Regions from separate parts of the Mus musculus genome. Here regions 2 and 3 are each linked to region 1. A link is a loop called in an ENCODE intact Hi-C map of the cell type or tissue named here. Cell type or tissue: left cerebral cortex. All regions are shown on one strand. Links, peaks and the distances in the headings refer to the core of each region. The heading gives the core; the rest is flanking DNA.

Region 1 (7,681 bases), core at 1,841-4,340:
CGCACGTGCAGAAATGGGGCTTGGGATAGAAGGCATGGAGTGGGAACTAGGAGGCAAGGCTGCTTGCTCTATCTGGTCCCAGGTATTCCTTCCTTAATGTGATTTCTGCAGGGACAGTCCTCCTCTGGCGCCGTCACAGTGCTCTTCCCCACATCCCTTTCCCAGGAATTTCTCCATTCTCACCCCTTCAGCCTCCAAACTGTTCTCCCTTCCCTCTCCTTTTCCTTGAAAGACCTTGAGCCTTGGCAGGTCTCAGTAGGCAGAGCTACTAGGGAGCAGGTCGTAGCGACCCCCGCTGTAGACCACCACACCGGGTGGATAGTAGATCAGGTCAGGTTCGGCAGCAGCATTAAGCGGCGCCAGGGCCTGCAGCCCGTGATCTTCAGGTTCTGGCTTGGTGGTGGCGGTGAAAGGGCGCATGTTGGTGAGCGAAGGCGAGGCTATCCGCCACAGCAGGTTCTTGAGCGCCTTGCGGAACTCGCGGCGCACTAAGCAGTAGAGGATCGGGTTGAGGCAGCTGTTGGAGTGCGCCAGGCACACGCTGACTGGGAACGCGTACACTTGGCACTGAAAGTACTCCTGGCTGAAGGGCACGGCGTTGAACTTGATGAGGATGCTCCAGGTGGTAAGCGCCTGGTTGGGCAGCCAACACAGGAAGAAGGAGAGGACGACGATGGTCACCGACTTGGTGACCTTGGAGCGTCTCCTAGCGCTGGCTGTACTCAGGCCTCCCCCAGGCGCTGCTGCTGCTCCTACTGCATCTGTTGTCCCAACTACGCGACGGTCGGAGATGAAGCGCACAAGCAACAGGTAACACAGACTGATGATGCTCAGCGGCAGCAGGAAGCCCAGCAGCACCTTCTGCAGGTGGTACAAACCCAGCCAGAACTGCCTGTCCCAGCCCAGTAGCTTGTCTGGAAAGTGCATGAGGCAGAGCTCCTCACCCAACACCCTGATGGTGGTGGAAAAAATGGCATTGGGCAGCGAGGCCAGCGCAGCCGAAGCCCAGATCAACCCACACAGCACCTTGGCTGAAAAACAGCAGCTCTCCCTCAAGCTCTGGCCGCAGCAGTCGCCACGGCCACGCCCTCGGGTCCGATGGCTCTTGAGAGCCGAGGCCACCGAGTGGTAGCGCGCCACGCTCATAGCAGTGAGGAAGAAGACGCTGGCGTACATGTTCATGGATGTCACCATGGACACGATCTTACACATGGCCTTGCCGAAGGGCCACTTGAAGTCTAGTGCGTTCTCCACAGCCCAAAAGGGCAGAGTGAGCACGAACTGAAAGTCAGTCAGTGCCAGGTTAGTGACAAAGAGGTTGATGGAGGATTTGCGCCAGCCTTGCTTGCTCTTCATCAGGTAGAGAACCAGCAGGTTGCCGGCCAGTCCCAGGGCACAAACCACCCAGTAAACCGCGCTGATGAGGATCCGTACCCTGGCCTCAGTGTCTGTGCTCTCTGCCCCGCCGCCACCCGGAGGATGCCCAGGCGCCGCACCGTCTGGCAACTCTAGCCCCAGCTCCCACCACAGATCCTGAAGCTGCAGCGACGCATTGCCGCTGGCGTTGGCCACTTCCAGCAAGTCTGGGGTCAGAGCGAAGAATTCTGAGAGCTCATCACCCGCAGCTGCTTTCCTCACGGTGGCCGCGGGGGTTGCAGAAGCCACCTGCATGCTCAGGTGCGCCTTAGTCACGTTCTGCAAGCCGACTACCGAGAGTCAGCGCTTGCTCCGGGTGTGGTACCCAGGCGGGCGCGCAAAGCAGGTGCCTGAGCTTTCTATGTAGACGCTCAAAAGGGCTCCTGGAAACTGGATGCTGAGCCGCGTTGGCGCCCAGAACCGCCTTGGGCGCAGGGGTTGGCTGCACTCAGCATCAGTTCTTGGTGGGTTTAGAAGAGAGGATAGTTCTAGGCAAGTGGCTGGGGATCAAGGTTCCTCCTGGTGAGAACTGAGTCTCCAGCTACCTACTCTAAGACTGAGTCATACCCCTCTGCTTTCCTGCTGTCACTTAGATGCAGTCCCCTACTCAGGAGCACGGCTCTCCCAGTACCTTTGTTGGCTTCTGAGGTTGCCCGGAGGAGTTTCTCTCCTTCTAGAGGAAAACAGATCGTGGACATCTGTGTCTCGCTCTGACTGCCTGAAGGCTGATTCACGCCATCACTTCCTGGAGCTCCGTTGGTGTTTTCTGTGTGTCCGATATTGTCAACCCCCAGTGAGTTGCCAGCGTTTGATGAGTTACATTGGCACCCACCTCTGCTGAGAGCCCCGAAGAGCTTGCATAATCTCCGTGCGAGAAGATGGGGGTGCTTTCCGAAGTGCTGAACCCCGCGCGCCACGCAGGGAGAGGCAGAGTCTACTGGCAACTAACTCCCCTTTGTTCCAAGTTGCAGAAGGAGTGGTCTTAGTCTTTTATTTTCTCGGTGTCTGGAGTGAGTCTGAGTCTGCTTTCTTCCTTTCTTATTTTTATTAGGACGAGGTTTTTTTTTCTCCTTTCTCCCCACCTTAACACAATAGTTTGTTTCTCCCACTTACACAATAGTAACACCCTTTGTTCTTTAAATCAAATAACCAATCTTTTCCTAGTACTCAAACTGAAGCCCCATCTCCCCTCTAATTAGCTGAACACTTACCTGGTGTCAGATTGGCAGAATTCTAAGGGTTGATGTTTGCCTGGAATTGAGTATATTTTAAGAACTGAAGCTACAGGGGGCCGTGGGGAGGGGGAGACGTGTTACGTCTCAACTTTGCAGTTTATTTAGATGCCAGGTTAGTTGCTCTTAGAAGGACTTAAGGAAGCTGAAGTGTTTTCTTGACAGAAGAACTAACCTGAAAAACAAGTATGCTAAGCATGCAGTAATTGCCCTCACTTCTGGGATAATACTTGACTTTACTAACAGTAATTGGGGATATACGGACAGATGGAGCGAAAGAGATAAAGACTTGTAATCAGTCAAAGGAACAATAAAAGAGAAAAGAGGTCCTCGGCAACCTTAAACAGTCTTAATTCCAAAGTGGACTTTAAAAGGGCACTTCGCTGCAGACGCTGCATTTCTCGATTTTACCAATAGAGGTCGCAAGAGCTTCAGTAAAAAAAAAAATCAACTGGCCTTCGATCAGTTTTAATATGTTGAAGTTCTCTGCCCTGGTAATTCTGTGCTTCTGTGGACCCCTCCTTGCATCCTGGCTTTATAGCCTCGCCTTCAAGCGCACGTTCTCACTTTAAAAAAGCGTTTTCTTCCTCTGCCAATTTCTTTCTTTTTTATTGTATTTCAAGGGCTACTGAAAACCAAGGAAACCTGTGGTGATACGGAAAGTCCTATGCAGTAAAGGTCTTAGTCTGCTCACTCATCTAACAAATACTTACTTAGCCTCGCTTTGTTAGGTGTTATTCCATGACTAGAAGACTTTATGGTAAGTACAATCTGTAGAGTTCACACTCAGATGGGTGATACAAATAGTTAAGAGTTGTGTGATTGTAATATAAGTAGAAAAACAAAGCAAAATGAATCATAAACCATGTCTAATGAAGTTTGAACTTCCTGAGACTGTCAGGAGGCAGACACTGAGACAGACACTGAGCATAGGGGCTGCTGATATTATTAAGAAGAGAGTCCTATTGACTTCTGGCCACTAAAGAAATGAAGCCAAGGGGATTAGATAGAGCTCAGAAATACTGACGAGTGCTCTGCTCTTTGGAGGTCTGTGGTATAGGCTGAGAGATTCACTTAGCTAACTGCCAAAGCAAAAGAATGAAGTCATGAGTTTGGCCCTCTGGGGTCTTTGGTGTGTGTCTCTCATCTGAGAAGTCATTTTAGTCTAAAGTATAATTTCCAGGTTTTGGAAACATTGACATTCTGACTCAGGTGACCATCACTCTTGACCTGTCTCCACTAGATATTAGTAACGGTTTTCTCTCCTGCCGTGTATTCCAAAATGTCTCTGTAAATGGCAAGGTGTTGCCTGTAGCAAACACTCCCCTTTCTTGTATTTTTAAGAATCTATGATCTAAAGGCAGTGTCAGGGGAGCGGTGCACTGGAGGATGTGGGAAATCCTTTGTGGTCTCATTCCCATTTCTAGGAAAATAATCCAAAAGGCATTGCCTTTAGGCAGGAGTTAAAAGTATGTGTACAGAAGTGGCATAGTATACTGTCTTAGGCTAGGTGCACGCCCCTCTCATCATTGATGCAGTGCATCTTCCCAACTACAGAGCCTTGACCCTCCTCGATGCTCCTCAGTTAAACTACAGTGGAGCTGATGATACTGCTAAGAGCATTATGTCTGATTGTTGCTCAAAGGGGGAGATTTTCCTAGGGAGTCAGAAGCTAAGACTCCTGGCCTCCATCTGTAGTGAGGTAAGTTGATCTCCTGGTTCTGAATTCTGCCTCCATCATGTGCTGAGGGATGTTTCAGGTCACCCAGGGGCTGTAACCGTAGCTATGGGATACCCTGCTGCTAGTGTTACACAGGCATCTTAGAGTGAGGAGGGTCCCAAAGGCCAGTAAGTGTTTGTATCTTTACAGCCTGATTCTTACACACCTCCCAGTGATGCTCCAGATGACACTCCTCAAACGGGCACTCCAAGTCTTAGAGGTTGTGCAGAGGTCTAAGGCTCTCAGGCTTAGGAATGAGTAAGCTTGGGGCTGACCCTGAGCCGTCAGATAACAAGTCCATTCCACAGTCACGTGATCTGTCTAGCCTCACGAGCCCTGTGTAAGGAAGTAACTGGCACTCCAGAATAGCCTGAGATAGTTGCTGGCCATGCAACATCAAAATTACTGGGGTGGGGGGGAGCTTGTTCGAATTCATTTTCCAGACTTTTTTCACATCCCACACCATCTTCAGAGATTCTGGTTCTCAAAAGGGTTGAAAAGGAGCCTGGAGATCTACAATTAGAACATTCTGCCAGGAGACTCTAATTTTTTTTTCTAAGTTTGAGCCTCTGTACTAATTTCCATGTAAACTCTAAACCTCTAGGTAAATAATTTTGAATTCTTGGGAACAATGGCCTCCAGTGATACTTCACTATACACGTGACTTGAGTAACGATACAGGGGCCATGGAGAAGATTGGCTGCTTTCTCCTACAGTTCAAATCCTTGTTGATCTGAAGGGGCACTGCTGCAGAGGTGCTGGGAGCACTAGCTCTCTCAGGATTCAGCCTGAACCCTCAGGAATGGCTGCTCGTCAGTGGCCCTCTCACTGAATGTTGTCAAAGCACCGGCCAGCACAGCTAGAAAGATCTTCATTGCTTAGTCTACTCTTCCAAGTGCATCCCAGATAATGTGTAAGATTTTTTTTTTTTGACTAAGTGTATGACGAAAGGGCAAATTCCCTTTCCACATAAACTCATTGTCAGAGAAAACGAGACTCTGGACCATTTATCTGCAAAGCGCTGACCCCGTTTTGCTCCGATGGTGTATGCATACAAACATGAGGGAGAAAAGCCTGTCAGGGTGACATAAGCCATCAGGTGTGCTGTTAAAAATGACACCACATCATGTCGTTGATTGCCTTATGGATCCCTCCTGGAGAGTTGAACCATATGTAATTTGTTGATATTGTTCAAGAATATAAACGTTGTGGAAAAAGGAGAAGAAAGGGTGCCCCTTTTCAGCAGCTTGATTTTAAGTCAGCCATGGTGCACTCCAACTTCCCATCCATTACTTGGACTGTCAAGGTTTATCACTGTGGGAGTTCAGATATCAAACTGTGTTTCTTGGCTGGCACTGCCATTGTTAAAGATGTCCTTGCAAATGTTTCCTCTCTTTGTCCACGTCAGATATTTTCGGTCTTACTCATACTTCAAGCTTAGGCAAAAATGCTACCATTTTGAGAAAGGTTGCCTAATTCTCTGAAAAAAAGAGGCACCCTTCCCACCTCCTCAGTGCTTCTTTTCAGGCACACACTCCACACAACAGATTCTGTAGCTTTTTCTCTGTATTTTTTTTTCCTGCTGGGAAGGTGTGTGTTATGATCACCCTTGAAGCTCATAACCACACAACATGTTTTTTATAAAAGAAAGATTTAACATTAATGATTTAAACCTCCAAGTTAAGATACTGGGGGGAAAAGAATCAATAAATTACCTCCAGGAGGTAGAACCAGAAATGTGCATGCAGAGCCTCGGTAGGATTAGACATTGACTTTCTTGCTACTAGGTCATAGAGAGATAGGTAGAAAGGTCTCAAGAGAGGGTCGGAGTGTCTGGGGACAGGGCTACTTGGGATCCTGAGAAAGAGGCTAACTAATAGGAATATAGATAAATATACATACAGATATGCACATGCACACACACACACACACACACACACACACACACACACACACACACACTTCAAGTTTGTATGTGCCGCCTGAGCACACAGGGTCAGTTCAACACAAATGTGGACCATCACGGTGTTGTGCATTCTCTGGTCAATACAACATGGCCACCTTTGAGCTACAGGAATAGTGACTCCGTAGTCATTCACCCCACGTCGAAGCAACTCCTCTCCCTTTCTTTGTCTGCCACACGCTCTCTTTGCTCAGGCAGGCCTTCCTTGACTATTCCTCTTGACGGGACCACAGAGTCTCTCTCTTAAAGATATTTTAAAATCATTTTCAGCTTTGAATTTCATTTGAAAGTTACATGCATGTATGTGATAAATTTCTGCTCACCTTCCTCTCCATTTCCTTCTGCCATGCCTGCTCCTCACCCACTGATGCTTTTCTTCCCGCGTTCCTACTCTCATGCCCCCCACCCCCACGGAGTTGAACTGCAATTACTTGCATGAGCGTGACTTATCCGAGGCTGCTCCACTAGAGAGGGCTGTGAGCTCTGATAACCATTAACTCTCTGAAGTCCTCCAGTGGGCATTGGAGGGTGTCTTGGATTCCTTCCCTATGCAGGATGAAGTGGTGATAGACCCGGTCGTAAGCAGATAGCCACATCTCAGACCACAGTGTCCAGGAGACACTCTTTCCCATTATTTTTCTCCATCTTCTGGCTCTTCCATTTTCTCTGCCCATCTTCCTTGACGTCCAATGGGCCTTCGAGGGGTTGGTAGAGATGTCTCATTTAGGGTTGAGCACTCCAGAGTCATGTGTTCCCAACAGTTTGCCCTAGGATTTGTCTTGAAGATTCAACTCATACATTAGTTGGTTTTTGGAAGACTTTGTAATTCCCTGTGTTCCCTAAAGAGAATCGGTCACTCTTTCTATGTCTTCATAGGACTTTGTCTGGACATCTACCATTGTGCTTATTACTCACTTAAGCACATCAATAAACTCTTCTAAACTGGGTGTATCTTGAGCACTGTAGTCATCTCTAATCCACTTTTGTATCCTCAGCTCTTGACATAGTGCCTGGACGATGGTTATGTGGAGCTTGAACCCACAAATGAGTCATTCATTCCAGTTTGTTTTCCTGACCACTAACGTCCAGTAACAATAGGAAAGCAATTTCCAGTTAAAATACCTCGCAGTAATAAGGAAGTTCTGTTTCAAATACTTTCCCAGGTCTCCTCATCACGCCTTGCGCAGCATGACAACTGTCATTTTCAATGCATAGGAAGCTAGTATTGCATTGCACAGGGTTGGTCTCATTAGACTTCTTATATTCAGGCAAAGAATCAGGGCTTCCAGTGAAAGAACTAATGAGGACTTGTTTCAGCCGAAGATAAGGAAACTGGTCTTCATTACTTCC
Region 2 (7,681 bases), core at 3,197-5,696, 120 kb before region 1:
AATTGCAACATTCCTCCATTGTTCCAGGTCAGAAAGCCTAGCTCTTACTTTTCACCTCATTTATGTACGGTAGAATCCTACTCATCTGCGCTAGATTATGGACTATAACCATAACTGAAATGGTGGCATTTATTATGCAGCTGTGAATTATCGTGTTAAGTTGTTACCTTCAGGATGTCTTAAATTCTTTCTTGAGCTTGCCTTCTAGCTGGAGTCCAGGCTGTGCCCAGCCTAAGGCCAACATGAGGTCCTGGCAGCAATGCCAGGGCTGGGTGGAACACTTACATGGACAGTCTCTTGGCAGACCTTTAGCCATCGTTGGCTACAAGGACTCACCTTCGATCTGGGCTGCTGTCCCCAGGAAGACTTTCATTAGCATTAAGCCAGTTGAGGTTGGTGTTTTGGTAGGCAATGGCCAGTCAAGATTTTTCATAAATGGGCTGACACCTGGGGCCCAGAAATGTTCTGTGATGTGGTATTCACTGCTGCAGGATGGGAAATTTAAAAAGGATCTTTGTACCAAGAACATGGAGGAGAACCTACCTTCAATGTCACTCTCACCATGACTACCAAGACACTGATACTGCTAATGGGCAAAAAGGTTTTCATGGTGGTTTGATCAACAAAACATGTTACGGAATGGCCTCCCTGTACTGACTGACCCCATCTGTCCCCTCTCCCATCTGTCCCCTCTCCCATCTGTCCCCTCTCCCATCTGTCCCCTCTCCCATCTGTCCCCTCTCCCATCTGTCCCCTCTCCCATCTGTCCCCTCTCCCATCTGTCCCCTCTCCCATCGCTCCATTCAGCTTTTGCACCCCTTCTTTTCACACACACCCCCCCCATATACAAAAAGCCATTTTCGTTTGGGTCATTACCTCATATTCCTTATTGCTGCAAAAACCACATGGGATTTTCAGGGCTGGGAGTTGGGGCTGGACAAACAGATACCTCCCCTTACCCCTTTCTGTGTGTGTTTGGAGAAAACATATTTTTTTCTGAATAAAAAAAATATTCTGCTAACACCACCACCACCAACAACAACAAAATGATTGAATGAATGAATGAATGAATGACTTTTCTTGATAAGCTTACAGCACTCCATGGATGTAGTAAAGCTCAACTTCTGAAGTATCACCTGCTGCCCTTTGTATGGCTGGGCAAATGGGTTCTGTTGCATGGCATTTGAGTAGCTTGGGAGATAGCACTAAGGCAGCCTTCTGTTTATGGTGCCTTTGCTTTCTTACTCTGCTGCCAGGGCCAGTCCTGAACACATGGTCCTTTCCACACCACCTCTGAGTGCTGAGATCACAGCTGTGCTGGTTAGGTTTTGTCAACTTGATACAAACCTAGACATACTTGAGAAAAGGGAATTCCACTTGATGACTCCCTTAAATTGACCTGTCTGTCCGTATGCTTGTGCAGATTTTCTTGATTACTAATTAATGAGGGAGGACTAAGCCCACTGTGGGCATTGTCATCTCTGGGCAGGTGGTCCAGGTTGTATAAGAAAGCAAGTTTGGTAAACAACAAAGGGCAAGTCTGTAAACAGTGCTCCCCAATGGTGTTTGCTTCAGTTCCTGCCTCCAGGTTCCTGGCTTGAACCCCTGTCCTGACTTCCTTTGATAATGGATGGTGATGTGGAAATAAATGTGAGCCCAAAACTCCTCCCCAGAGCTGCTTTTGGTCACATTATTTATCACAGCAATAGAAAACAAACTGGAAAACATATGTGGTACCATGCCCGGCTGACAAACTGTACTTTTGAAAGTTGCTCTTCCTGTTGGTCCCGATCTGTGAAGTGGAAGGATAAGGAGAAGAACTGTACACTGGAGTCCCTTCAAGCTAAGAAGTTTGGATAGACCCGGTCACCCTTCAGAGCTGCTTTACTACCACCTATGAACCTGGACAATAATAATATCCAGCCCTCATCCTAGGAATCACTGATGCCCCAAAGTGGGAATTTCTGATTTCGTTGGAGGCTCAGTTGAGTCATGTGATGTTTCTCTGTGAACTGTCTTAGGTTTTGCTGAACACAGAGATGTTGAAGCTGCCTGGTGAAAGGACATGTGATGTTTTGCTGGAGCATGTGCCTGGGAGGATATGTGATGTTTGGAAAGAGGGTAAGTCTAACCCAACACAGAGTGAATGGGTGCTCCTGCACTGCTTTCCTCGATGATCTTCTGTTGTCATGACTTTGTAGCGAGAAACACACCAAAGGACTCCTGGTGGCATTCCAGCTGCTCCTCACCACTTCTGTGGACTTGTGGCAATTGGTGGAGCCTCACAGTTTCTTCTGGATCAAGCCACTGCTACTGACTCATGTTTGGTGTTTTGCTAATGGCCTGCACTGCTGACAATGATCTTTGGAATCACCCCAAAGAACTATTTCTAAACAGATCTACGACTCCGGTATCAGATTAACCTTTCTTTTCCTCTACCTCTTGTGGGTGCTGGGCTAGAAGGGAGGTTGAAGTGTTAAAGAGCCATAATCAAAGCCTCCAGTGCCCAATCAGAAACCGTTTGGAAAGCCTCTAGGAGAATGAGAACAGCTGGAGAAGAAGACGATTACTAACCAGACTCAACCCAACACAGCAGAATGGTGCTAAACTGGTTTCTCTTTTACTTTGTTCTGGTTTTGTTTGTTTTTCAGTTCTAGGGTTAGTGCTGTCTCTCAAGCTATACAGGGTTAAATTTGCTGAAAAAGTTTGACATGGTCAAAGGAAGTTTCAAGTATACATTAGTCATTCTGAAATGAAGTTTTAGTGTTTTAAAGGTTCTTAACATTATCTTATCTCCTCCTTTTCAAAACATTTTTGATTTTTTTCTATTAGAATTTAGAAACCCCAAAGTTACAAAACAGTTGAAAACCACTTCCATGGAGAACCATATGGAAAGAAGCTTGGGGCCAGCAGAGAAGTGTTCCAACCCGGAGAATGAGCTGTGGCCTGGGGTCTCAGGCAGTGCTATGCAAGGAAAGGGTTTATGCATTTGTTTAAACATCCACATTTCTCAGTAAGGAGACATCTGCAAGGTGCCCTCTGTTGGAGGTCAATTGCTAATCTAGTAATGCCAGCAGGGAGAAAATTCAAATCAAGAGGGAAATGTGCAAACTAGTATTCAATCTTTTAAATCTTTGCTATGTAATTTAAGGAAAAGATTTCATTACTTAACCTAAGTTTAGCCAAGTCATGAATTGCAGAATGTGTTTGCTCAATAAAGGTTCGAGGGCAGCGTTTTTTTCAGTTCCTCAAGGCAAACCCGTTGTCATAATAATATCTCTAAGTACTCAGCGAACTCTTCGAGAACAGCAGTATGGAAGTTTTACCAAAGGCAACCTCTGACCCTTAAGATACATTTTACCCCTAAAACATTCATGATCTATCACAGTAAAGTGATGATTGCTACTTTTAACTGGAGAAGACTTTATAGAAGTGTTCCCTCCTTTGGTCTGAGATGTCTCTCTCCTCCACCCTCTCCATAGCACCCAATTCTCCTCCTTTAAAAACTATTCATTAGTTTTATGTGCATGTGGGAGTCTGTGTGTGTACTTAATCTTACAGTTACCCACAGAGACCAGAAAAGGACATCAGATCTCTTGTAATGGGAGTTACAGGTAGTAATGAGCTGCCTGATGTGGGTGCTGGAAACTGAGCCCAGGTCTTCTGCAAGAATAACCAGGGTCCTAAACTACTGGGCTGTTTGTCTCTCAGAGCTCCCACTAACTCCCTTTCTTATCTAGACCCTCTAGCCAGACGACCAGTGCTTTGTTACTGTCTCAAGAAGATGCCATTAATAAATGTTCTCGGAGTGATACTGAGATGGAGGAAAGGCTGTATTGTCTAGTGTGTATCCATTAGTTCCTTGACACAGATCACTTTCTTCATTGTCCTTCCTGATCTCAAGGTCTGAGCTACAGTTTTGAGGAACTGAAGGGCAAGGAGGAAAAGGGGAGGAGGTAGAGTAAGCCACCCTGGCTGGGGGAAGGAGTGGAGCCAGTATATTCCAAGCGGCCTTGGGAAGACAGCTCTGACTGACAAAAGGAACTGTCACAGGTGGTGGTCAAAGGCTCCTGACACACCCGCTTCAAGCTTCACAGGTGAAGCTTCCTGTTGTTTCTAAGGTCCGGCAGAGGGTGCTATTGCCCAACACAAGCTACTCTCAAATCCAAAACTATTTCTCAGTTGGGTAAAAAATTTCCCCTTCCTATCTGAATCTGTGGAAATTCATCTATTGAGCAGATCGATTTTCCCAGCTCTTGTGAGCTGTGATGGAGATGTCTGTGTTTATGACAGAATCTCTGCGGGCTACATGCTGCAGCAGAGCCGATGTCACCACTATAGCTGAGACCAAAGAGATGCCTAGGAGGAGAACACAATTTTACTGTATATAGGGTGCACGTGAGTCTGATATGGAAGCTCAATATGCAAACACTTTCACACACGTGAAAGAAATTCGGTAGTAGAAGAAGCGAAGGCTCAACATTTCAGGACAACAGAGAACGCACACAAGCAATGCAGGAGCCCTTGAGTGAAAAGTCCTACAGCGAGTCACCTTCACAGTGTCTCTTTCTTTGATTCCAGCCAAAGTCCCTTGGGAAAAAGAGGTTGAACATGCCCAGAACTGAATGACCCACTCTCTTTATGCAACAGCTGTACATACCCAGAACTGACTTATCTACCATCTCTATACCCTAGCTGTGTACTCTCATGACTGCACTTGTTCTGTTTCGGTCTTCACAGCGTTCTCCATGAGTTTGGGCTAAGGGTGCCCAGGAATGTGGTTGGCCCCTTTCGTCTTTGATCCAGGGACCCACAGCAAGCTGGTTCAGCGCTGTACATCTTAAATTGAGCTTGCCTAGGAGTGTGTCCCAGTGGTCTTCTTAATGTGCTCCATGTAATAAGCCCCTCTCCATGTGCTCCCTCTATGGTTATGTTTATTGTCTTTGCCCTTGCTGAGAAATCATGGTGTTCAGTTATCCCCTGAGAAATCATGGTGTTCAGTTATCCCCTGAGAAATCATGGTGTTCTGTTATCCCCTGCCAAAGTACTGACTGGACAGATTGGGCAAGCCTTGACTTATCACAGATGGTTGTTACATCAGCCTCTGGCATCATTATGGCTACCATGTACTAGGTTAGGTGTCTAGAAATGTTGTTGACTTATAGCTCTAGGATTTAACAACAAGGTTTATTAAGAAATGACTAAGTTGTATAGCAGGTTGTTCATGCAGCACTAAATAATTATTCTAACTCATTACAAGGAAACTTAGGCAAATGGGCTTTTTGTCATAGAAGCTAAATAATGGTTAGAGGCAATTTAGGTTTGGCCATGGAGGCCACCGTAGGTGCCAGTGTTTAAGGCTCTGTTAATTCAGAGTCACCCAGGAGAGACGAGTAGTGGCATGCCCTGTCTGTCAGTTTCAGACTGGGTTCCTTACAGATCTGGAGAACGGTACTGAGGAGAAGGAGTTTGAGGAGCTGGTTCCAAGTTTACATAACATGAATGCAGACGCAGAGACATTTGGGGGCCAGCCATGGCTTAGCAGCTGAGTCCTAATCACTGTTCCTTTGCTGTGAAGAGACACTGTGACCATGGCAACTCTTACAAAAGACAGCATTTGACTGGGGGTTTGCATACAGTTTCAGAGGCTTAGTCCATTATCATGGTGAGGAGCATGGTGACATGCATGATGCTGGAGCATAAGCAAGGGGCTGCATCCTGATTTGCCGGCAGAGAGAAGAGGGAGGAAGAGGGGGAGAGAGAGAGGGAAGGAGGGGGGAGAAGGGAGGAGGGATGGAGGGAGGGAGAGGGAGAGAGAGAGAGAGAGAGAGAGAGAGAGAGAGAGAGAGGAGAGAGAGAGATATAAGAGACTCCTAATCCTTTTAGTTCTTTCACATAATGCCATTCCCTGGTGACTAAGCATATATATATATATATATATATATATATATATATATATATACACACACACACACACACACACACATATATATATATATATATATATGCCTATAGGGGTAGACATTCTTATTCAGACTACCACAGGCTGTTTGACTGAACAGTTTTATAACCCATTTTCTTATGCATATGGAATTCTGTATGAGGAGGTGTTAAAGGAAGTCTCCAAATGTAAAGAATGAAATGTGAAAAGAGACTCTCCAAGGCCTCCCTCTGACAGACCTCACTGAAAGAGGACTTTTGGTTGTTCAAGTCACCATCTGTGAAGACTCGGGGGTGAGCAGTGGAAGACAAAGGAATGACTCCATGCCTATCTGGGACTCTGATCTGTCCGCTGACCAACTGCAGAGCATCCTTCTGCCACTGGAATCTCGCTCTGGATTCCCCTCATATATTTGGTCTTAGAGAACTGTAGAGAAAGAAACGAGACAACCCACACAAAGTTTATTACTTGGAGGTGAGAGTGTACCATGGCCAACAGACAGTTGTCACTGACCAATTGCCTATCCACATTTTGTGCAATTTCTGTGTGCTATTTCTAATGGCCCTGGAACAGACAGCTTTTTTTTCCCAATAGCAGGGTGATTTGGAATAACTTGGATAGTGTCCTTGCTATTTTCAGAAATCCTCCAGGTAGATCATAATTTCACAATTAGACAGTTGTTGGTTCTGTTCCAGCAGTTCAGAGCATCCTGTTTCTATCTAGGGACAGAGAAATGACTCAGATCCAAGACTTGGGACCAGCAAACAGCACTGGGTTCTACAAGCTATTGCTTATGGGGGAAGGGCCATCCTTAGTGGCCTCCAAGCCTGTGAGTATCTACCCAGTGTCCTATGCCTTTGTGTTTGCTGCCAGAGCCATGATGATGCTTATTCTGGGGATTAATTTTTGAAAAATTTACACTTGAATCTCTAGCAAGCACTTTGTAGATTTTGTTATCCCTTTATTAGGTTCTGAGTACACACAGTGAAGCACTTTTTCATTAAAGAAACAAACAAACAAGCGGTTGTTTAACCCAGTGCAAAGTCTCTCTCTCTCTCTTCCCCACCCCAGGCTAGGCTTAAGTGACTTTAAATGGCTGATCAGCTGGCCTTCACCTCCCAAGTGCTAGGATTTCAGGTTTAATCAGTGCTGGGCATCAAACCGAAGGCTTGCTGTGCACTGAGCAAGTGTGCTACCAACTGAGCTATACTCCACCCTGAACAGTTTGTTTCTTCTCTGCCATCAGCAACAGTGATTCACTGTATTTCCTGGGCCAGTTTTCCAGGTGCCTTGAATCTCACTTAAGAAAATGCTCCACAAGATTGGGATTTTTCTTAATTAGTGATTGGTAAGGAAGGGCCCAGCCCACAATGGGTGATGCCACTCCTGGGTTGGTGGTCCTGGGTTCTATAAGAAAGCAGGCTGAGCAAGCCATGGGGAGCAAGCCATTCAGCAGCACCTTCTATGGACTCTGCATCAAGTCATGCCTCTAGGTTTCTACCCTGTTGGAGTTCCTGTTCTGACTTCATTCAATCAGGGACTACAACACAGAAATAAATGTAAGCCCAATAAACTCTTTCCTCCCCAACTTGCTTTTGGCCAATGTGTTTCATCACAGAAATAGTAACCCTACTTAAGAGATCTTACCCATGATTTTGCCAACACATCTCCCAAATTGTAAAGAATGCTGGGTTTGTGTTGATTCAGATTGTAAGATTTGTTTTTGCTGTTCAGGTTCTA
Region 3 (7,681 bases), core at 3,197-5,696, 340 kb after region 1:
GAGTGGGACAAGTAGTGTTCCTCAGGGAAGAGGATGCCAACTGTTCATCCAATACCAAACTGTATGCTCTGAAAGCACACATATAAGTAGTGTTATATAGACTGAACAGGTTGTATTTAGGAATATATGCATATATATATATATATATATATATATATATAGTGTATGTGCATGTGTGTATGCATATCCATATATGTGTGTGTACATAACAACATTAATAATAAAAGCAGAGATCATGAATTTGAAAGAGAGCAAGGAAAAGAAGGATATATGGATGGGTTAGAGGAATGAAAGAGAAGGAGCAAATGATATTAACTATTTCATAATCTCAAAAATAAAAGAAATAATTATTGAAAGAATGGGAGCATATTCACTATTTATACTTTTGGGCTTGGTAGGGTCTTTCTCCTCATCTCTTACCTGGATCCTGACCTTCTGGCCCAATGTCTTCATTGTCCTTTTTCATCAACTAATTCATATGAACATGAAGAGAACGTAACAGGTGAAAAAGGGTGTGTCTTTGAAGAAAGAGCCAAGTAGGGAATAATTGGGAGGGCAGGAAAACTAAAGCTCTCAGTTCATCATCTCCCATCCCAATTGTCTTCCTCCAAAATGAAAGCCCAATATATACATTGGTCTGGACATTTCCTATACATTTATAGTTCTAGAATAGGTATGCATGGTTTCTGCCTGTGTTACTTTATTACTTGTAGTCATTTCCCTCTATTTTCATGGGGTATAAAGGGATGGCTCTGTTGTTTAGGCTCATCTGCAGTATGCAGAGGCAGAACGGCATTGCACTTTGTTTAAATGGAAGGTCCTGACATAAAGAAATATGGGCAGGGTTGGGAAGTACTCCAAGAAGGGCCGGAATGTCTTCCGTAGGCTGGTAAGTAACCAAAAGTACGAAAGGACGAGGGAGGATTAGAAGGCCACAGGAGGCAGTTTCAGATGAGCACCTGTTATAACTACACACAAACTTACGAAAATGCTTTTGACCTGTGGTGGTTGGAGTTACAGAAAGCTAAGTGAATGTGATCTCTCTCTGTCTCTGTCTGTATCTCTGCATCTCTCTCTCTCTCTCAGTGTGTGTGTGTGTGTGTGTGTGTGTGTGTGTGTGTGTGTGTGTGTTGAGTGTGTTGGTTTTGTGCCCAGGAAAGGGTGAAGAAGCTATGATTTACTGAACTAGAGCACTTGTATCCTTATATCACTCTCTACAGTCCTATCTTTATCTAGATTGTCCCCAAACACTGGTCCTATCAGCCACTTATTTAACTAAAGTGAACACACTGAAATATCCTTGCAAGTTCTCTTTGTAGTGGGGTGTTGTGATCCTTTTTTAGGGGATGATGATTTTAAATACAATCAATGTTTTCTTCCAGTTACAAGTAGTGCTATGTACCACAAACTTTTGTGTGGCACTGTATATTTTCTGGCCAAGATGAAGATCAACTGGCCCTGTTCTTCTTCCAGGTGTGTGCCCATATTAGGTGTGGGAGCTGCACACCAGGGTGGAGACTGAACCCAGGGGGAGTGGAAGAATATTTATATTCCATACAGTGTCCACTCATGAGGAGCCTCCTTACTGTATAAGGATTATGTCAGGCAGGGAGGCTGGGGACATAATGCACATCACTCCCTGTTGCCACCCTTCCTGATAGCAATCCATCATAAATATCAGACTCTAAGAACAGCCACATCCCTGCCATTTCTTGTCTGATGATTGGGGTTGAGTAACAGTGACAGAGAGACTATTGTTTTGGATCAAATGGTTTTAAGCCCCAACAGATCTGGTTAAAAACAAAACAGAGGCATGGAGGCTGTCTTAGTTAGGGTTTTACTGCTGTGAACAGACACCATGACCAAGGCAAGTCTTATAAAAATAACATTTAATTGGGGCTGGCTTACAGGTTCAGTCAGAAGTTCTGTCCATTATTATCAAGGTGAGAGCATGGCATATTCCGGCAGGCATGGTGCAGGCAGAGCTGAGAGTTCTATATCTTCATCCAAAGGCTGCTGGTGGAACACTGACTTCCAGGCAACTAGGGTGAGGATTTTATACCCACACCCACAGTGACACACCCATTCCAACCAGGTCACACCTATTCCAACAAGGCCACACCTTCAGATGGTGCCACTCTCAGGTCCAAGGATATACAAACCATCACAGAGGCTAAATAGTCACCTCTTGAAATTGCTTATCTGATTATAGAGAAAGTCAGGGTTATCAGTTAACAGCCAGTTTTCCTAAGCAAACCAGAGACAGTTGTCAGGGTAACCAAGTTCTCTCCACCTGAATCCTTACCTGAAAGGGAGTTTCCTTTTGTTCTGTCTCCTATGTTGGCCTTACAGGAAACTTAACATTGAGATGAGCCATCTGTTTTCTGTTTCGGCCTTTGTCTGTCTACAGACCAAGCCTCCCTTCTTGTTTTATTTATTCTGGCTTATGGAATGAACTACTGCCAAGTCTAAAGTAAAGCTAAAATCTTTGAGTAAAATTATTGTAATTATTATTATTATTGACTCTCTAATAGTAGTAACATACATTTCTGTCACTCAGCATGTTTGTTTTATGACACAGTATTAAATGCTTAGTTTAACTGGGTTTTGGTACCTTTTCCTTCTGATTGGGAAGGTAGGTTTCATCTGTGAACGGATCCATCACTAGCATTTGTGAGCAAGTGGAACAAAGGCACTCTGGCATGAATTTATCAGACCATCTGTTTTAGTCACTGTTCTGTTCCCATGAAGAGAAACAACGACCAAAGACAACTCTTAGAAAGAATTTAATTGTGGGCTTGCTTACATTTTCAGAGTTAGTCCATTAGCATCATGGTGGGGGCATGGTGGGAGGAGGGTACCACTCAACTCTGGAACAGTAGCTGAGAGCTACATCCTTTGCAGGCAGAGAGAGCAAGACCAGGCTTAGCATGGACTTTTGAAACCTCAAAGCCCATCCCCAGCAACACACTTCCCCCAACAAGGCTAACTTCCTGATCCATCTCAAATAGATGTGTTCCCTGATGACTAAGCAGTCAAACCTATGGGCTGATGGGGAGCACTCTTATTCAAACCACCACACCATCTAAGATGGAGCTTACAAAACTAAAAAGGCATGAAACCTTTCTAACATTGCAATCTCACTTCTGAGAAACTATTTTTGTAAGAGAGGAGAATTACATAGGAACACATGCAAACATTTTCTGAAGCATGGTTTGTATAGCAACAAAAGCAAAATTGCACAGGCCAAAATAAAAAAAGCCACATTGAAATTCCTAGCACTTTCTGAATTAAGTTGTGATAAAGTCATAGAACAGAATTTCATGCAGCTATTTTTTAAAACCCGGACCTATGTCCATTAACCCGAGAGTGCTGCCCTCTTCTCCCCCACTATGAGAGCTGTGACTTCAATGACACAGAGTTCAGTCTTAATCAACCCTGGACCGCTTAGAGACCCTGAAATTAATGGTTTCCAAAGTTCAGCTGAAACGTAAGCATGCACTCCTAGCTATTGGGGAGGAGCCTGAAGCAGGAAGATCACAAGGTTGCACCGCGCCTTTGGGTCTAGAGTAAGTTAATAAGACTCTACCTCAAAGCACAAAGCAGGCTGGAGGGTAGCTCACTGGCGCAAATGTAGTAGGTAAGGTGCCCTAGTTTCTAGCCAATCCCACCCCCAGAAGCTGGGGCAGTGAGGTGGAGGAATTATTTTATCCTAGTGGAGAAAGGAGATCTCTGGGCTTGTCATCTGACTGTCTCATTGTGTAGATTCCTGTTTCTGCAGCAACCTGCACTGCAAGTGATCTGCCGGACAGGATCCAGATAATGCACTGTTAGCACTCCACAGACCTCTCTCTGCTGGACTGTTTTCACCAGAATGACAAAGCATTCTTCCTGGGTTCCTTTGTCTTTGACAAGCTCACTGGTAGCTGTTGCATCTCCATATTCTGTGACAGCTTTGCGCCTATGAAGCGAGCACTGCATTTATTCTGCATATGCATCTGCTTCTCTGCTTATAAACCAGACACCCGTCCACTGTCTCCCTGGACCCCTGCCACATCACTCGCCTTCATCCACAGCGTGTTAGAAATGGCAGGGACAGTCCCAGTGCCCTTAGCTTCTTTGTTGCTTCTTGTGTGCTTTCCACGGTCGGTTATGGTGAGAGGCTACTGAGAGTGATCCGGGAAAGCCCCATTTCAAGCGATGAACATGATTCAACGATGCTGCCAGAGTCCATTACTCATCTCCAGTGAGTGGACAGGACAGTTCAAGCTAATTGAACTAATTAGGTAATTTTAAACTGATTGTACCAACTTTGGTGCTTGCATCTATCTGGCTAAAGAGGGCAAGACTGCCCTCTGCTGTCTGAAGGTAAGCTTTACACTTATTATATTCATACCTATATATGCCCAGGGTCACTGATACTGGATATCAGTAGCCACAGGACAGAGTACTTAAATTAATTACACCTTAACGTTGCTGTGGAGACATAATGCACTTGGAGAAGCTGAAAACTTCAGAGATTATCCCTTGGGAAGTCAGCTTTACTGAAGCCCCCAGTAAAGGACTACCTGTTTCTAAATCAACATGCATCCAGTCTGCTGTGAATCTGATCGAAATCATTTTCTCCTTTTCACTCAACTCCTCATTCTTTTGCTTAGTCTGCTCATCCCATTAGACCCACGGCTGCTCGTGATCCACTGGTTCAGGCACCTCTCCTCTGGACACCCATCAGTCCATTCCTCCATTCTCCACAGCCTCCACGCTCCCTCCAGGCCATCGCTCCCTCCTGAGAACTAGGCCCTGGGATTGCAAGTGCTTGAGGGCCCTTTTCCTCTTCAGATGAGCAGGGATCACAACCAGTTCGTTCACGGCCAGATTAGTTCTATTGTCAGAGCCCGAGTTTTCAGTGCAATGAAGAATACACAAGATCCTTTTGGTCTTGGGAAAGCAGGGTTTGAATGATTGTTATGCAAGCTGAAGTCAGAACACTGAGGGAAACAGAATATACTCGAGAGAAAAGATATTAGTGCTTTGAGTTTGAGAGGTCAGAGGCAAGTTGACATGACGGGGAGAAGTGCTGGAGTAGAAGTAACAGAACTCAGAGACTTGCCATGGCATTTACACACCATAGGACACAGTGTATACATCTGACAAGCAGCAAGAGGCTCGGAGAAGTTATATTTGTCCAGCTGGAAGTTGCAGTTAGAATAGCAACCCACAGATCATACCTGTGAGTCTACATCAGAAGGCCAGGGCTTTAGAATGGTTGGATTTAAAAGGAAACCGTCATTCATGGACGAAAAGCAGCAGCAGTAAGAGCCACATTGAAGGAAGTAGTATTAAGCCAAGTCAGTTGGCGGAGCACACGGAGTGTGACGATCTGAAGATGTACCCCTCAGTGAGAGCCTCGAACGATACCTGTGGGGAAACACTAGGAGCTGCTGGGAGTGGAACTCACCAACAGGAAGTGGCTTCAATTCTCCCCACTCCGTATAGCACACAGAACTGGTCTCCCAACTTTAGGACTGGAGAAAGGATGGGTATTTATCCGATAGGGTAAGAAGGACACACATGCAAAATGAGTTTTGATAGAAAGGTCTATAAGCCATGAAAACCAAGGCCTAGTGGGAAGAACCAGGGGCAGGAGATGCTCAGAGGTGAAATGAAAAGACTAAAACTTCTGTGAGACCCAACAGCACATAAAAGGAGACAGAAAAAGTGGCCATCTTTGATGTAACTGAGTATATCAGCTAGGGACCAAACCAGAAATCCGGCCACCCTAATTTAATTTAATGGAGATTTCCCATGTGTTCCGTCTACCCCTCCCAGAGTTAGGCGGTCCAGACAAGTTCATCAGGGCCCATCAAATAAGTCGTGTTTTCAGAATCTCATTGTCACCCACATGGGTCAAGCTTGTGGGGTCCTCCTGCTCCTACCCATGGTACTACACACATCCACTGCACACACCTGACCCAAACTCCTGGAACTGCTCTGTATTCATTCATACGTGCCTTCCATTTTTACAGCCAGTTCAAGATTGCAAGAAGTTTGCCAGCCTACTTCCTGTGCACACGTAAGGCAGCAAGCACAGCAGGAAAAGGACACAGTCCTTCAAGTCCCACACAAGACAGTCAACGTGCAGACTTGACACATCCACTCAAACGCCTTACTGTTCCAGCGGGCAAGCAGCCACAAACAATACCTGAATGGATGGACCTGTGCTCTGGAGTCACACATGGTATCTAATAATAAACACGATTGTCTTTATTAAGTCCCAGACTACTAGAAGTCAGTGGTTGCTTCTGGTTGATTTCATGCCTATGGATAATCAAGTAAATAAATTTAACACCTGAGAACATAGAGGAGAAATTAAACGTTATCAGTTCCATTGTATTTTCTTGATAGAGCTAAAACTACCAACAGAGCACAAGGAATGTGATGCTTTTACTATACAGTGGTTCCTGCTTTTCTCTAGCTGGCTGGCTCCTCGGCACACCAGCTCCTTCAATAAAATGTAGGTTACGGAAGCTGACTGTGTAAGAGCAGTCTGACACACCACACTGTAACCCGGTCCCCCGTGAAAAGGGAAGTGGGCCAGTGAATGCTCTGAAAGGCCCATAGAAACAAACGCTAAAACCATTTGCCCAGAAGGTTCCCGCCATGCAGTGCAAACCGGTCTGGCGGTGCGGCTTGGTGGTGAGGTGTGCATGCGCCTAGCATTCATCTGGCACTAATCCTCGACCCTGAACACTGGCTTTTCCATCATTAGGTCAAACAAAGGCAAATCAATAAACAGACCAGAAAACACTGGCTTCACGGAAATGTCTTAAAGTCTTGTCAAGATACACACAGAAATAAATTCCAAGCCGACCACAGTCTAACTGCTAAGGCACTTGGGAGTGTGCCATATGAAGTTTCCAAGAAAAAAGCCAAGGGTAAACATATGTCCTCCTTCACTAGAGGGTTAATCCATGTAAAACAGCTCCTCTTTGATGGAACCATTACAACACACTTGGTAGGGTTGCTATAGACCTGAACATCATCGTTGGCTTCTGAAAATAACTATAAAAATCACACAAGAGGGCTGGCAAGATGGCTCAGCGGTTAAGAGCACTGACTGCTCTTCTGAAGGTCCTGAGTGCAAATCCCAGCAACCACATGGTGGCTCACAAGCATCTGTAACGAGATCTGACGCCCTCTTCTGGTGTGTCTGAAGACAGCTACAGTGTACACACATATAATAAATAAATAGATAAATAAATCTTTTAAAAAATTACACAAGAAATTTCCCTCATGTTATTTTCCATAAAATGATTAGCTGGTATAGAAATTTGAAGTTTTTCATCATAATATAGATTATTTAACATGGAATAGTCTTCCATACACAGCTATTTCATTGAAGACACAGCTTTAAAAGTTTGAGCATCACTGTTTTAAGTTAAAGCTGTCTTCCCCAGAAGAAATAAAAATGTCACTAACAAGCCAGCACCCAGCTCCCACCTCAGTTAGGGATCAGCATACGCTATGCCTCAGATGGAGACTGAGGGGTACAACCTGACCAGCGCTTCTATATAACCGTGAGGACAGAGGTCTTGATATCTTTGGTAGTAAATTTTATTTTAACGCCATAATTCAACTCTGTTTTCTCCTTAGACACATTTAAAATCTTTTTATTTCCTAA

What was found. A loop is a pair of places that touch in the nucleus more often than their neighbours do. Peaks named below come from ENCODE experiments on the same cell type or tissue, not always from the same donor. Only the 100,000 strongest peaks of a DNase experiment are listed, where the experiment ranks them.
Region 2: it touches region 1 in a loop (6-fold over the local background); 11 of 42 quality-filtered maps call a loop at or near these places.
Region 3: a loop joins it to region 1, with 9 times the contacts of the local background. A loop is called at or near these places in 29 of 42 quality-filtered maps.

The regions. Positions count from the first base shown.
Region 1 is chr15:11,035,614-11,043,294 of GRCm38, forward strand. It overlaps Rxfp3 (relaxin family peptide receptor 3), which reads right to left and starts at 2,355. Exons shown (of 1, transcript NM_178717.3): 1 at 1-2,355. The coding sequence starts at 1,671. The coding sequence ends at 253. In left cerebral cortex, for the core only: a CTCF peak has its summit at 3,041; DNase peaks (open chromatin) are centred at 2,152 and 3,062; H3K4me3 peaks cover 374 bases.
Region 2 is chr15:10,917,174-10,924,854 of GRCm38, forward strand. It overlaps the pseudogene Gm29742. Among named protein-coding and RNA genes, the nearest start is that of C1qtnf3, 31 kb to the right of the region's middle. In left cerebral cortex, for the core only: a CTCF peak has its summit at 4,137 (motif pointing right); DNase peaks (open chromatin) are centred at 4,194 and 5,551.
Region 3 is chr15:11,376,064-11,383,744 of GRCm38, forward strand. It overlaps Tars (threonyl-tRNA synthetase), which reads right to left. Exons shown (of 19, transcript NM_033074.3): 19 at 7,600-7,681. Among named protein-coding and RNA genes, the nearest start is that of Gm34444, 13 kb to the left of the region's middle. In left cerebral cortex, for the core only: a CTCF peak has its summit at 4,363 (motif pointing left); a DNase peak (open chromatin) is centred at 4,352.